2 separate regions of the Homo sapiens genome follow, and region 2 is linked to region 1. The links are chromatin loops, found by intact Hi-C in ENCODE. Cell type or tissue: Calu3. All regions are shown on one strand.

Evidence for each region. Peaks named below come from ENCODE experiments on the same cell type or tissue, not always from the same donor. Only the 100,000 strongest peaks of a DNase experiment are listed, where the experiment ranks them.
Region 2: a loop joins it to region 1, with 5 times the contacts of the local background. A loop is called at or near these places in 3 of 110 quality-filtered maps.

The regions. Positions count from the first base shown.
Region 1 is chr1:119,005,822-119,013,821 of GRCh38, reverse strand. No RefSeq gene overlaps it. Among named protein-coding and RNA genes, the nearest start is that of TBX15, 21 kb to the right of the region's middle. In Calu3, no CTCF peak of the experiment used is centred here; a DNase peak (open chromatin) is centred at 4,961.
Region 2 is chr1:118,822,864-118,830,863 of GRCh38, reverse strand. All of the region lies in intron 1 of LOC107985447 (a long non-coding RNA gene), which reads left to right. Among named protein-coding and RNA genes, the nearest start is that of TBX15, 160 kb to the left of the region's middle. In Calu3, no CTCF peak of the experiment used is centred here; no DNase peak of the experiment used is centred here.

The DNA.
Region 1 (8,000 bases):
TTAAAGCAGTTTGGGTGGATAGTGGGGTCAAAAGTCTACCTGAATATATTTAAAAAGGAATGGAAAGAGAAAAATTGGAGACAATGTTCTTGACAACCCTTTCAAGGACTATTGCTGAAAAAGGAAGCAGAAAAATGCAATAGTATGACAGTGATTTGGAATCAAAAGAGGGTTTTGTTACTGTCTTAGTCCATTTTTTGTTGCTATAACAGAATACCCAAGACAGGGTAATTAATAAATAAAATAGGTTTATGTAGCTCATAGTTCTAGAAGCTGGGAAGTTCATGATGGGGTAGCTGCATTTGGCAGCTTTTGGTGAGGGTCTCATTCATGTCATGTCAAAACATGGTGGAGAAATGGAAGAGGAAATGGGCTTGCGGAAAAAAGGACAAAGCAGTAGAGGTCACCTCACTTTATAACAACCCACTCTTCTCTCTCAGGAGCTAATCCATTCCTGCAAAAACTAATCCATTCCAAAAAAAAGAAAAGAAAAAAAAAACACTCTTGTCTTTCAAGAAAGACATTAATCTGCCTTAAATACTTAATCACGTCTTAAAGGCCCCAACTCCCAACACCATTACATTGGCAATTAAATTTCAACATGAGTTTAGGAGGGGAGAAACCACATCCAAACCATAGCAGTTACTTTTTAGAATGAGAAAAATAATTGCATATTTGGATGGGAGTGATCCAGTAGAGAGGGTGACTTTGATGATTGAGAAGTTAGAAAGGACAATTACTGGAGCAATGTCCTTGAGTAAGTATGAAGGAATGGGATCCAACCTGTTCACATGTAGACAGGATTTGGATGGGAGACCAGAGAAGAGAGAAGGAATATATAGACACAGAAGCAGATGGATTTTTACATGTGGTTAAAAAAAAAAAAAAAGCATGAAGAAGTTCTCTTGTTGCTTCAATTTTATCAGTGAAATAGGAATCAAGGTCCTCAGCAGAGGACTGGGATGAGGGAGGATGTGTTGGAAGTTTAAGGAGAGAGGAGTAGGAGGTGTGAAATAGTCATCTAGGGAAGAGGGAAATGTAGTAGAACTGCCAGGCAGCATTTAAGGGCTCTCTTGATGCTAAGGAACATGAATTTACAATGAGAGCAGTCAGCTCAGTTGATTGTTTTGTTCCAACCACATTCCATTGTGTGGGTGTAGGTGGAGACAGAATGTAGATAGAATTGGATTTAACCTAGAGCTGGGCTTCGCCAGGTGATTGAAACAACGGACAAAGAGGTAAACGACCTGAGTACATGTGCCAGATGCCAGGGTGTGAGTAAGGGTCATGGCATTCACCCAGGGCAAGGCGGGAAGTGAGGATGTGAGGAGTGTGGAGATGTTGAACGATGATAAAAATCAGTTGATTGAAGGTCCTGGTGGTGTCAACAAATTGAGGGAGTGAACTGGAAAGAGAGGCAATGTTGGTCAGAGCTTGAAATTAAGATTATGGGGGTTCAACTCTTGGTAATGACAAAGATCGAGATATGGCCCAAGGAATGACTGTTGATATAGAGTGGAAAACATAATCTCTGGAAGACAGAAGGTCAAGAGTCTACGGTATTATAAGATCATTTACTTCAACATGAAACCACAAAAACTATGCTGGGAGAAGCACTAGAGACAATGATAATGATCCAGGAATAAAATCTTCAAGAAATGAGGGAGAGTGGTCTTGGGAGTCTGTAGACTGATAGCATCATTTCCAAAACCTGGGGCAGCAGGGAAATTAGGGAGAAGAAAGGGATAACAACCTAGAAGTATCAATAAGGAGCAAAGAGGACAATTTCTCTACCTCCAGCTGCCAGTATTTTGTGTAGGCTGGAGCACAAGATTCCCCACAATTCCAGCACCAGCTAGGTAGCAGGCCTGAGCTGAGTCGTGAGTGCGGAGTTTTTCCGTGGTCAGCACTTTGGAAGATTATGTTGGGGGCATTCAGAAACCTGTGGTTGGCCATGTGGCTGTAATTTCTTAAACTACAAATGCTCTTTCATCATTTATGTCATCAGTAAACTTTCATAATTCCACTGTTTAGCCCTACTAGTCTGAATTCTAGTCAAACACATTCATTTTTGTTTTTTTTTGTTGTTGTTGTATTTGAGAGGGAAGATGAGTAAGGAAGGGACTTACAGCTAGTCTAATTCTTCTTGAAAACTTCCTTAGAATATCTCAGAAACTTCCAGATAGGGCTGCTGTCCTAGAACAAGCTCTCTCTCAAGTAAGGAAACCCGGAATATCTGGGGCTGCCCAGGTAGACACAATCCCTCTAGGAATCTGCTGTGATTTCCTTTGGCAGCTTTGTTCCCAAGGTCTGCAACCACTGGCCCACAGTTGCTTTAGGCCACCATTTTGCTTGCTGTGTGTTCCATCTCAGTAATACCACTAAAATGACACCATTTTTCTAGGCAAAGATACTATTCTGCTCTGGATACTCCCAGCTTTTAGAGTTAATTCCTCAGCATGAGCAGCTTTGATTTCCCAGAGCGCACCCACATTAGCCAGCAAGAAGAAAAGAGCATTGAAGTAAGTGATGATGCAGAATCCCTCAAGTCATTTCCAAAAGAGGCATTCCAGAAATGTTTTGAGCAATCATTTTTATAAGCTATAGAATCCCAGGGTAATTTCTTAGAGGAACAACTCTCATTTGTTATAAATTCCGGGGTTTTAAAAGATACATCAGCCCCATTACTCTCTACACAATTTCAATCCTTTAATTCTTTAAAATTTCTTACCTGATCAAAAGGAAGAGCCCTGCCTAGTTACAGTTGCTATTCACCATTATAGGTAGCGTGTATGGCTGAGATAGAAAATACTTCTGATTTTGTGGATTTTGGATCAAACCCAGCATTGTGTGCCTTCTAATTTAGTCAACATTCAATTCAGCTATAGGGGGTTTTTAACATGCTAAAGCAGAAATGTAGTAAATAATCAAAAGGTGAAATAGTCATTACTAAGAAGGCCAGCATTCCATATTATGCTTTACATCCTAGGTGCAAGGTGCTACTTAGATGGCAATTCAAGAACGCAGAAGTCATTCTAGTTGGAAAGCCATAACTTGATCTCCAGTGCCTATGTTTGTGATGGGGAAATTTTCAACGAAAAACACAAAAGAGGAGAAAATAGAATGCTCCTTGAAAACATATTCTATGTCTTATTACACAGTCTGGCACAGGCACATAAGCCTACATGATGCCTTGGCTCCTATGGGAAAATCCAATTGATTGGCATTCCTTTTCCAAAAAATATAACCTTCTGTGAAGATATATTAAGGTTGTCTCTTTCCTGATTCTCTCTGGCCAAGCAGAATACATTTATAGGAAAGGATGTCATGGATGTGCTTGGAATAAGGCCAAACTAGTGCCCCAGTGGATAGAACCTCTGTGATGATCTCATTAGTATCCACACGAACTGACTGCTAACCAGTCATCACAGCTTATGACAGTGCAGCTCAACTCATCCCCTTTTCTGTGCATTCATATCCTAATAAGGTAAGATCAGGAGGGAAAAGTGGTAGTTCTGGAGAGAATGTGGGCAGGAAGAGATATGACCCAATCAAAGGAGGAGTCTGAACAAAAATTTTCCTACCCCTGGACCACTATTACCCATCTACAGGGATACTTGGCACTATCCAAGGGGATACCTGCACATTAACTTCCACTTAACATGTTCCATCTTAAGCTGAATCTTCCCCTTCACCATACTCTAAGATGATTAATCAATGTACCCAGCAATATGCAAGATGTTGTATATAATGAAAGTATTAACATTGAGTCTCTGATCTCATGTTACAGTTCAGTGGGGGAGACAAAATTTAAACTGATTAAACATAGTGCCTCACGATTTAGCAGAAATGGTCTTGCTTTGTAGGACACACATTAGTGCAAGAAACTTGTCATTTTTTAACTAAATGGAGTTAAATTACCAATCCTGTTTGTGCTCCTTTGCTTTACATTTCTCAAACATTCAACCAACAATTATTTGTTGCATGCTGCCTGTTATAAGCAAGGCACTATACTGAACTCAAGAAAAACCATGATAAACATGTAATATTCCAAGGATATTAGTATTGATTAGTAACCCTCCCACACCAAATTCAGCGTGGCATTCTAAACAAATACTTTTTTAAAATATGATTTTAATCTTCTCTTTCCCCTTCTGGTGCGCATTTTCAATCCTAGTACAAAAGCACTGAAAGTATTTTGGTGGAGTGACATGCAAAAAAAACAAAAACAAAAACAAGTTTGTGGTGTAAAAGAATAAACGGTATTAGCACTCTCTTCTGCCCCTGGAAACATGAGGACTCTCTGACTGCTCTGGGGGTTCCCGTTCTTTTGGAAGCCCTCAGCTGGTCTTCAGCAGCAGTGATGACATTAAGGAAAATTGCATTCTGCTGCAGAATTCAGTCCCTTCATCTTTCTCCTTTCTCTAGAGCATGAAGCTAGGGGCCCATAAAGGATCCAATATCAAAAGGAAGAGGGTAATACCACTACATGGAGAAGAAAAAAATAATAATTACCAAATTTCCTGAATAGTAAACAGCTTTTAAAAAGAAGAAAAAGCTGAACCCTTTGATAGCTTGGCCCTTGGTCTGCCCGTGAATGCCTTAAGGATTATATCATCAGACTGACTCCAGCAGCCCGCGCTATTGTTTCAGAAAGAGGAAACTAGAAAGAAGGAAAAGAAGAAGAAAAGGGGATGGGTGGGAGCATGTCTGCCTTTTGGGGAGGAGAGCGTTTGATTTTTGGAAGTGCAGTTATCAAATGTAAGGCTAGAAAGACAAATTGAACAAATTCTCAGTGTCTGTGGGCAGGAGGTTTCTGGGGCCATTTTTTCCTTTTGGGGGGATTAACATAGCCTTTGGATTCAATAACTTTTCTATCACAGATGAAATTAGCTCCGAAGAGAAATAAGCGACCTGAGATTGCCCAGAAATGTTATTCCTGAAAACCATCACCTGGGGGCAGTCTTGGGACTGTTAATTTCCTCTACCTCACTGGTAGATAATTCACTACTTTTTTTCAACGATGTAGTGTTTCTTTATCTGTGGTTGAGGAGTGAGAAAAATGGGCAAGAGAAAAGGAGGCTTAGGCACTAGAACTTTCACTCTCCTCAACCAGCCAGGAAGCGACCCCATGTGAATGCGCAGGACGTTCTTGAAGTCGCAGAAGTTTTCCTTTGGAGCTCTGAAGCGGAGAGCCTCGAAAGCTGGAGGCGGAGGGGTGAGGCCGTACACACTAACTGGTCCACCGACCCTTAAGATCTCCGCGCCGGATGAGATCGAGAAGCCGGGATTCCCAGATCCCAGGAACTAAAGGAGACCTCACCTCCACCCCCACCCCGCACCACTGCACACACACGCCCGGGAGTTCCTGGCCCGCCGCGCCGGGCCAGCCCCTCTGTTCTGAGACCCTTGTCTCCCGCCCACTACCCCGCGGAGCCTTGTCAGCAAAGGAAGACAGGGCGTGGGCCCCGCTAGGGCCCATGTTTAATAGCTCACGAATTCCGGTCGAGGAAACGGAGGCTTCGGCGCTCAGGCCTCCCCTAGGTCTAGCTGCGGCCACAGTTATAAGCTCTGGTTCATAACCAAGAGCGCTTGGTGGTTCTCTCCCGGTGCGTTTCCCGGCCCGAATCTGGGCATCCCCGGGGACCTCACCTTGGGGTGAATCAGAGCTTACCCCCAGGCCACGGAAGCCGACCCAGGCGGCCTGCCTCCTCCTTGGGCCGGGCCGGGGCCGCCGGGCTGCTAGGCGCGTGGCAGCGAAGCTGGATACGGGCTCACTGTCCGCACCCTGCGCAGTCAGGGCCACCAGGCTACCTCAACCCTTCGTGGTGCTTCCCATTCCAAATTAGCATTGAGAGCCCGTGTGACCTTCGCGTGCCAGCGGATAGAATCTGCGAAAGGGAAGCAGACAGTGGCCTTTCCCGTTTCCTGGGCTGTGCGCGGGTGTGCTGGGCCCAAGCGCCCTCTGGGCGTCGGGGCTTCGCCTTGTCCCGTGTGCCTGCGCGGGGCCCGAGCAGCGGCCAGGGCCAGCAGTCAGGCGTGCGAGCCGGAGTACAGGCTCCCGAGAGCAGGGAGGCCGAACAAAGCCAGGTCCCGCTCCACAGAACAGCAGTGGAGGAACACTTCTCCTTCCTCCCCCACAGGGCCACCCCGTCAAAGAACAAGACACCCTCAAAAGTCGGGAAGGGACACTTCCTGAGGGACAAAACGTCAGGCAGAGAACTCAGAGTTCTTCGAAGGGCTTGGCCTCGGCGTTAACCACGACCCGGTCCCGGGAGCCTTGGGCCCAGTCCCCACGCCCAGTGGGCGCCGCACCAGCCGTGCGACAGGAGCCTGGATGCCCAGGAGGCGGCTCCAGGGAACTCACGCGCCGCCCGTTTCTCCGAAGGTTGTGCCTACGGGGCAGGCCTTCCTAGGAAAGAAGGGAAGGGCCGTCGATTTTCAGAATCTAAATATGTTGAATTCAAAACAGCATGGTTTTCCCCTTCTAGAAGACGGAAAAGAGGGTAATACCCGGGTTGGGGTAGACGGGGACACTCAGCCGCTCTTCATCTCCAAGCCCCTAGAAATAAGGCGAGGTTGCCTTTTTGCCACATCGCCGGCTGCCGAACCCACCCGCGAGTCCGGCTCACCTGGGGAGGTAACGCGGCCAGGTTACAGGGGACGATCCCCAGTTCAAAAACCTCGTCAAAGGTCCCCGCGCGTCCCGGAGCGCGTGAATTCACCGGCAGCGTCAGGTCCGAAGTGGCCCACGGACCGAGCGGCGCGTTTGGGCGCAGAGCGGGCTTTCTAGAGGACCTTGGCCAGGGATCTGCCCCGCGGCTCTCCCTCCCCGCAGCCCCACCTTGCTCCGAGCGGCGGCTGCCCGCCCGCCCCGACAAAGGCAGGCGCAGCAGCGGGTCTGCGTCTTAACATCGCAGAGTCGCTGGAGTGGCGCAAGACGCCCTCCTCTTCGTCAGGTGCGGACGGAGCTTCACACGGAGGCTCTACTCTCCTCCAAGACACGAAGAACGTGCAGAGCTGCGAGGTGTGTGTTGGCACCGCCCGCTTCCTGCGCTACAACGGCGGGCGGCTGTAGTCCCTTTCCCGCCTGGCTCCGGCGCGCCGACAGCCTCCCTGCCTCCCCACTGGCGGCAACACTGCGGGCCCGGCTGCTGAGCTCAAGCCTGGTGAAAAAGCTCGCGGCCAGGGCTTTCCCTGAGTCGTACGCAGCCGCCAGATTAGATAATTTAGAGATCCGACGCCACGGGGATATGCGCCTGTCTCTCCCGCACAGGTGCAGTGGAAACGATCATACGCGGTTAAGATTGAGGCTACGTTCCCAAAGACTAAATGGAAAAACAAGAGCGATGTTAGTAAAGGGAAAACCCGTTTGCTTCACCAGTTTAAGGTGAATGTGAAAATGTTTTCAACTTGATAGAGCTAGATGTTTTTTTCTGCTCTCTACTTCACTAGACAGAGCTAGGACGAATGGGCCATTAGGGAGGTAGTGTGCAGTTTTATAATGTCCTCTTCATCCTTAGAAGAAAAGTCTGCAGTTCGCAGTGCCCTCTCCTTGCTGCCTTAGCATTAAGAGAATTGTTATTTACTTCGGCCGCGGGTGCTGGGAGAGCTTGAACGCAGCGGCATCTGGATGAGTTCGGGTGGCATTCAACTGCGACCCCTTACCTTTGCCCCCAAGGCTTCTCGTGCCATTAATTTCCACTGCAGTCTATGGCTGGATTTTCTATTACTTAGGTTATTTTGCCTTCCTCTCCACTCCTTTGTTCTGTACTCACCAATTAGACCCCCAAAATACAGAATCCCAATATTGGTGTACCTCTCTTTTCTTGGCCTGGATTCAAAGTCGCCGTCCAGGAATGTGCTTGTACCTACAGATTCCTATGCTAAGGCTGCTGAGCGTCTTCCACTAGCTCCGCTAGGGAGAGAGTCTGAGCATTTCATACCGTGAAGTATGGATTGGATTTTACCGACTATTCCATGAAGCCACAGGCAACTGG
Region 2 (8,000 bases), 180 kb after region 1:
TAGCACTTCATTGTTGTAGGTTCTTGTGGCTATTTGTGGGCGGGTCTCTTCTCTCCTGCTTTTTAACATTCTTCAGGTCTGGGACTTTTCTTTACTTCTTTGCTTCTCCATCTGCACTTAGCACAACTCTTGGCACAGAGAGACTTTAGTAAATGCTTGCTGGTGGTTGCTACTACACTTCAACTACTCTAATTTCCTTTAATGAATCCTATGATAGGGTCATCTTCCATGGGTTTTTCTCACTTATTTGTGTAGCCATTTATAGTTTCAGCTTGTTTCACATCTTGGGGGTAATGGGTTCCATAATCATGAAATCTATCATGACAAATGACTCATTTATTTATTCCTTCTCAGTTTGCCTCTTTCTAGGTTCAGGCAGTTGTCTCCTAATGAAAGTGTGTGTCCCCTAGATGGACTTATGATTCATTAGATTTCTAGCATGTCCCCTTTCAGTCTATCTTGAGTGTTCACAACTTATCCAGTTCCCCCACCCGCTTCTTCCATTACTTTATTACTCTTCTCTATTTCTCCAGCTCCATGTTATGCTTCCTCCTGTGGGTGGAGCCTCCTACCAGGAATGGTGTAGAAATGGAGTGGGAGGAAATGAAGATACAGAAGAGAAGGAAGTAGAGATTCATGTCCTTAAGCAGCTTGCAGTTTAGTAGAGAAGCTTACTACATTTGAGGTGTAGATACCGCTTGTATTACCTGGATATAAAGTGGTGGAAATGGCATAAAAGTGGAACCCTAAGCATTTTGTGGTATAAGCCATAGGTATCCATTAGCGTGTGAAAGCAAGTCTATCTATCTGTATAATTTACAATCTGACCACATGGGTGATTGGACCATTATAGATACCAGTAGATAATGACAGCAACTATAATAGCTATCATTCACAAAGCATCAATTCTGTATCAGGTAGGTACCATGCAATTTTCTCACTTTGCTTTATCTTTTGCAACACTGCAAAGTTGGTATTTTCCATTCCATTTTACAATTAAGGATACTGAGCCTTAGAAAAGTTAATTAACCAGCTGGGCACAGTGGCTCATGCCTGTAATCCCAGCACTGTGGGAGGCAGAGGCAGGCAGATCACAAGGTCAGGAGTTCGAGACCAGCCTGGCCAATATGGTGAAACCCTGTCTCTACTAAAAATACAAAAATTAGCCAGGCATGGTGGTGCGTGCCTGTAGTCCCAGCTACTCGGGAGGCTGAGGCAGGAGACTCGCTTGAACCTGGGAAACTGGCTCTCAGTGAGCCGAGATCACGCCACTCAATGATCTTACTTGGACAAGTAAGATCATACTTGCCCAGCACTCCAGCCTGGGCAACAGAGCGAGACTCTGAAAAAACAAACAAACAAAAAAAGGTAATTAACCAGGATAAGTTCTTGGGACAGATTGTAGTTTAAACTCAAAGTCCATGATCTTTCTACTACAAAATAAAGCATTTTTCCTTAGGGACTTAAACAGTAAATCTGTAATTTTAGGACTTTCTCAGGACAAATAAATTTTTGAAAGAACTGCTTTTCCTGGAAATCTGTCCTATGTGGATAGGATATCCAGTGAGTTGTTAAGATGGACAAGAAAATTCACGTAGACTGGCTTATGGTAACTATCTTGCTTGAGGATTGCCTAACCTGCATAGTCTCTAAAAATAAGTTAGAACCTTTGATTAAAATACATTTACTCTTTTAGGCCACTAGAGTACCATTTACATAATATGAGAAACCAATGATTGATATTATTATCAAATCAATATTTGGATCAAAATATATTGAGTAATGTAAACTGGAGGACACAATGAGGTTTAGTAGGGCTGATATCCAACTGGGACACACTAGAATGGCTGAGCTCCACTCTCACTGGTTGGTGCCTGATGTATTAGCTGTTAAATATTTTGATCATTACTCCAAGATATTAGGGATAATTCCCATCCTCAAGGAAATAACAGACCAATTGAAAAAATGGAACATCAATAAGCAAAACTTTAAATAATAACAGAATTAATGAAAAGGCAAACAACACTCTATCCACCTTAACTTGCTTTATTTTTCTTCTTAGTGTGCATCTGCCACTAAACATACTTTAAATTTGTTCATTTTCTTATTGTTTAATGCTATATCTCGAATACTGACAACACTGCTTGATCCTGTTGAATAAATGAATACATACGGTAGGCATTTAAATCAGTAAGTTTGTGCTGGAGTGGTTAGGGATAATGTCACGGGGAAGAAAAAAAGAGCAGAATCTGGAAGGAATAGATAGTTTTGGAAAAAAAGAGGTTCAGGAAGGGGGAAACTGTTCTATGAACAACAGCATGGAATTTAGATAATACCCTTCAAGCAAAGGATTTGTGAGTAAACTACTCTGGTTTGAACAAAGGGAGACCTTGAAGTGGCCAGTTTATACCAAAAGGTGTAATGCGCAGTCTGTGAGAACTCTTTGGGGCATTTAAGTTGACTACTGACTGTCTAAAAGCACTGAGGAGGTGAAATCTGTAATGACTGAGACTTTTAATTGTCAACAACAAAACATCCATCTTTATTCCTTTGCATGAGTAATATGGGTTGAAACTTCATTTATGAGAAACAATAAATGGAGGTTACAAATATTTCTTAGCTGATGCTCCAAAAAGGAATGCCACTAATGAGAAATGTGCAAATGAGTACTGCTGGCTGAGATTTTAAGGTTGATGCATGAAATTCTAATTTTTTAGATTGTGGTTTTATTTTCTTTTGGTGTTCCCCTTGCTGTATTGCAACTTTCTCATTTAAAACAATAATTTAAAACCAATTTAAAGACAAACACATGCACATATAATTGTGCACTTGTGTGGTGCATGAAGACACACACACACACACACACACACACTCTCTCTCTCTCTCTCCCTCTGTCTCTCTCACACTCCCAGGCACACAGCTTCTTTCAGCTCAGCTTCTATTTCCTCTCATCTGGCAGCTTTCAGAATAATCTCACCCACCTGTTAAATCAGAGCATGTCAAGTTTAATTTATAACAATGAGTAAAAACAGGATGCTACAGAAAGCATTTTAATTAAAATCCTTTAATTGGATACATGCTTCTTGTGAAAAGGGAGCTGTGGAGAGGGCCTCTTTGTCGGCACCTTTCACTCCAGTTGCCAGAGATTGTTGCAGGAATGGCCTTGCAATTGGAACCAGGTCTCCAGGGTGGAGGAGGTGGGGAAAGAGGTAGAGGCTGAGAGAGGGAAATTGGGAGCAATAGGGAAGGACAAAGCGGGTGAATGTCCATGGATTTTGTGTAGAAACACAGCCTGGGTGTTTTCGGGAGGCAGTTCTACCAACAGCTATTGATATCATTTCACGTTGGTTTCTTCTTAATCCTTTCATCATTCTTAGGATGGCATAGTCTCTAGGGGGAATCCACAAATACCCCTGACTTCAGATACTAGTTTAGGAAACCTTGGCAGTGTAGGCCAATTGGTGAGTGTGGGCAGTGGGCAGATGACAGCATGGGGTTTGGAAAGCCTAGCTCTTACACCTGTAGTTCCTTAAATGACAGCACTTAGCACTGTCCAGCCTACACTGCAGAAATAAAGTGTTGGACTCAATTAGAGCCCAGTTTAAGGAGGGGACTGTGTGCTAAAGCCAGGGGCTTCGTCTGGAAACTATCCCAAGTGCTCATATGGGGTGACAGCAATAGAGTGTGCCAAGAGAGCAGAAAGGCATGGAAGTGTTTTACTGGATGCACTCAAAGTAGCAGGGAGAAGTGGGAAGTGGAAGTAGTTTCAGTGTCAGGTATGTTGTCAAAGAAACAAGATCCTAAACTGAGTTGATGAGAGAGGGGAGGATGAATGGATTTTTACCTCCTTGGTTTGGCTTCAACTTGCAGTGCCAGAGGATGACGCAAGAGAGTCTAAAGGATATTGGTTCTTCCCTCTGAGTGAACAAATCAGCACTATGTCCTTTCGGGTGTAGAAAAGAGACACACCTTGAAGGATTTTTTAAGTGCTGTTCATCCATTGCTACTGCTTGGCTCCCAGAGGCTCTGTTTGCCAAGAAAACAATAGTAGCCAGTTTTATTTGTTTACACTTATTGGTTCCCTCTAGCGGTATGCTGGTAAATGTTGAACAACTACCCTTGGGGAAGTGAGGAGAGGGTAGAGAAGTTCAATTTGTAGCATTTTCCAACTTCCATGGTGTGAAAATTTCCATCAAAGTCCAGTTGAAGATATTAATGGATTAACAATCAGCTGGCCAAAACTCTGAAATTAAAAAATGACTGTTGGCTGTAATCCTAGCACTTTGGGAGGCTGAGGCGGGCAGATCATAAGGTCAGGAGTTCGAGACCAGCCTGGCCAATATGGTGAAACCCTGCCTCTACTAAAAATACAAAAATTAGCAGGGTGTGGTGGAAGGTGCTGGTAGTCCCAGCTACTCGGGAGGCTGAGGCAGGAGAATTGGTTGAACCCAGGAGGCAGAGGTTGCAGTGAGCCGAGATCGCACCACTGCACTCTAGCCTGGTGACAGAGCGAAACGCCATCTCAAAATAAATAAATAAATAAATAAATAAATAAATAAATAAATTGTTGTTAGAAGCCAGTATGAGCTGGTTCTAGCATACCACTGGCTCCTTTATGCCCTAGTTAAGCTTTCCTGTAGGAGGTATCTACTTTCCTGCCCCACTGACTTTGGGATTGGCTATATAACTTGCTTTGGGCCTTGAAATATGAGCAGATGACATAAACCACCTTCAAAGGTTTAAATGTGCTTGCTTGTGTGGTTTGGCTCTGCTCTCCCCACCCACTTTGAGCTTCTGTCCTCTATTTTGGAAACAGCTTGCTCCAGTTAGTGGCTCATCCTTCAACCTGAGTCTCAGAATGAGAAGGCACAGGGAGCTGCCTAAACTGAGGTATTCTCAGCATAGCCTGACAAACCCACAGCAAAGCTGCAACCCTCATGTAATGTGAGCAAACAAAAGTTTGTTGTTATAAGACACTGAGGTTTTGAGATCTGAATAGTACAGAAATTTTCACCTAATCAATAAACACTAAACAACTGTTGGCACATAGCCAATGCTGTGGGGTTGTATCTAGGTGATGCAAAAGAACTAGAGATTCCAAGTTCTAGAAGAAACTTAAAAACCCAATTATTTCAACAATCTGTGCTACTTAAACCTCTTCTATAACACCTGTGCCAAATGTTTGTCTACTTTAGTTATTCTCTTTAAACTTGAAAACCTCTGTAGCTGTGGACATCTTAGTACCTCTTGAGAGTGTCCATGCTATCTTTGGCAGATCTGAATGTTGGAAAATTCTCTGTATGAAACAGAAGCCATTCCTTGTAGCAGACACATAGTAGCCCTAGTTTCATTTTGCCAGGCGACACAGAAATTTTATTTATTCTTCTACAGGCAAACACTTCAGATTTTTGAAGATAACCTATATTTTCTACATTAAATTGTCTCTCCATGTGAAACTCCTTAAAATTCTGAGGAGGAAAATGTAAACCTAGAATTTTTTTACCCAGTAAAAGTGTTATTATTCAAGAGTAAGAATGAAATAAAGATTTGTTTTTGGATAAACAAACCCTCCACTTGACATGATTTTGAGGCTTGTTACCATTCTGGCCCATCCTGTCCCATATCTCTACTTTGTTTATATTGACGTGCATCAACCTATTGAAAGTGCAGCAGAATACTGGACTAAGATATAGGCCCAAGAAACTAGAAGCCAAAATTTGAATACTGTTAAGACAACAGGAGACATAGGTGTAGACATATAAATGGGAGGAGCTAGAATGCAAATCCCTGCGTAAGGCTAGTACCTGGAAGAGTAGAGATGAAGACAATGCCCAGAATGTAGCCTCGGTACATAACAGGATAGAAAATATGAATGAGAAATTAAGAATCATGGAGGTTAGAATTAAAGGGATAATATATATCTAATAGGAGCTACAAACAGAAAAAATGGAGAGACTAAGAAAAAGGTAATATTTAAAGATTATATCATAGCTGAGATATAAAAATTTCAGTTGTGAACTCCTGTTTGAAGAAGCACAATGAGACTTGAACAAGACCAAGAAAAATATATTCATACCTTTTAGTATAACATATTCATAACTTTTAGTATAACAAAGAATAAAACAAAAATTAAATGTAGCCGGAGGCCAAAGAAGAAATATTGTCAACCTAGAATTCTAGTCTTATTCAAGAGTGAGTATTGACCATTCACAGGTCTCGCTAAAAGAATTTCTGAAGACATTTCTTCAGAAAAAAAGGGACCCAGATGGAAGGCAAAGGTGTACAAAGAACAGAATGCAAAAACGTTGGTATGTATGTAGTCTTTTTTTTTTTTTTTAGTAGATAAGATAGCAACGGAAGTGTGCTGGGCCCATAAAAAAAAGTGGATAGATGTAAGCAAGCACGAATTGTAAAAAAAAAAATACAAAATATGGGAGGAAGATATCATAGTTAAGGTACTTTAGAGTCCTGCATCTTTCTGGGGGACAGAGATAGTGATTTTCAATTTTGTTATGTCAAATATACAAGTTAAAAGTGCAAGGTAACTACTAAAGGAATAGTGATAGAAGGTGTAATTCCGACAAGCAGAGTGATCAAAAAGTATGCAAACACTGAAAAGAAGAATACATATCAACTTCAAGTTATTGGTTATTTCCTATAAGGAATAAAAATGCATGGGATATAGTAAGATTGGTAGGAGAGGGGGACTTGTCAGCCATATTTGCAACATTGTATTTATTTAAAGACTCTAAGGCAAATAAAACAAAATGTTAAAGTATTAAATCTAAAGGGTGGGTACATTGGTGTCTCTTACATTAACTTTTGTATTTTTTATATACTTCAACTTTTCACCCTTAAAAATTCAAATAATTAAGAGTAAATCCAAATTTCTACAAACCTATGAAAGGATGCCAAAATTTACTAGTAGTCAGAGAAACTGACTACTGTAATGTAATATGATATATTACATATATATCATAATACATAATATCAAATAATGATGAGATATTACATTTAGACCACTGGATAGGCACAATTTTAAAAGAACTATAATAAGAATTGCTGAACAAGATGTATGAAAAAAGACAGTCTTTTGTAGTAGAAGCATTATGGCTTTTTTTCAGAAGTTAAAATAAAAATACATAAACTCTTTTACCTAAAAATTTCAGTTCCAGGAATCTATCCTATCAGGATAGATTGTATTTATTGCAGTGATGTTAGTATGAGCAAAATACGGAAACAAAACAAATGGCCACCCTTATAGGTGTGATTAAATGAGTCATGTATTCACAAATGGGTAAATTGTGTAATAAAAAGGAAAAAATTAAAGATACGCCAGTTTACTTGGAGGCTTTTTTTTAAAATAAAGAATTGTGTGATAAAAAACAAGATGTAGGAAAAAAATGTAGATGGTATTATTCCATTTTTGTTAAAACAATGTTCAAAAGATTTTCTTATATGTGTGTATGCGTATATATGCCTCATAAAATTATATGATGCTAGTAAAAAAGCAAATGAATACAAATTGGTTATAAACGTGGGCCTCTTTGGTGGGTGTGAAGATATTTTGGACAGAAATGGGGAAAGAAGAGTGACAAGAAGCCAACCAAAAAAAAGTGTTTGGGGGGAGACTTACAAATATTCAGTGTGTCGTATGTTTATAGCGGCACTATTCACAATAGCAAAGACTTGGAACCAACCTAAATGTCTAACAGCGATAGACTGGATTAAGAAAATGTGGCACATATACACCATGGAATACTATGCAGCCATAAAAAATGACGAGTTCATGTCCTTTGTAGGGACATGGATGAAGCTGGAAACCATCATTCTCGGCAAACTATCGCAAGGACAAAAAACCAAACACCGCATGTTCTCACTCATAGGTGGGAATTGAACAATGAGAACACATGGACACAGGAAGGGGAGCATCACACACCGGGGACTGTTGTGGGTGGGGGGAGGGGGGAGGGATAGCATTAGGAGATATACCTAATGCT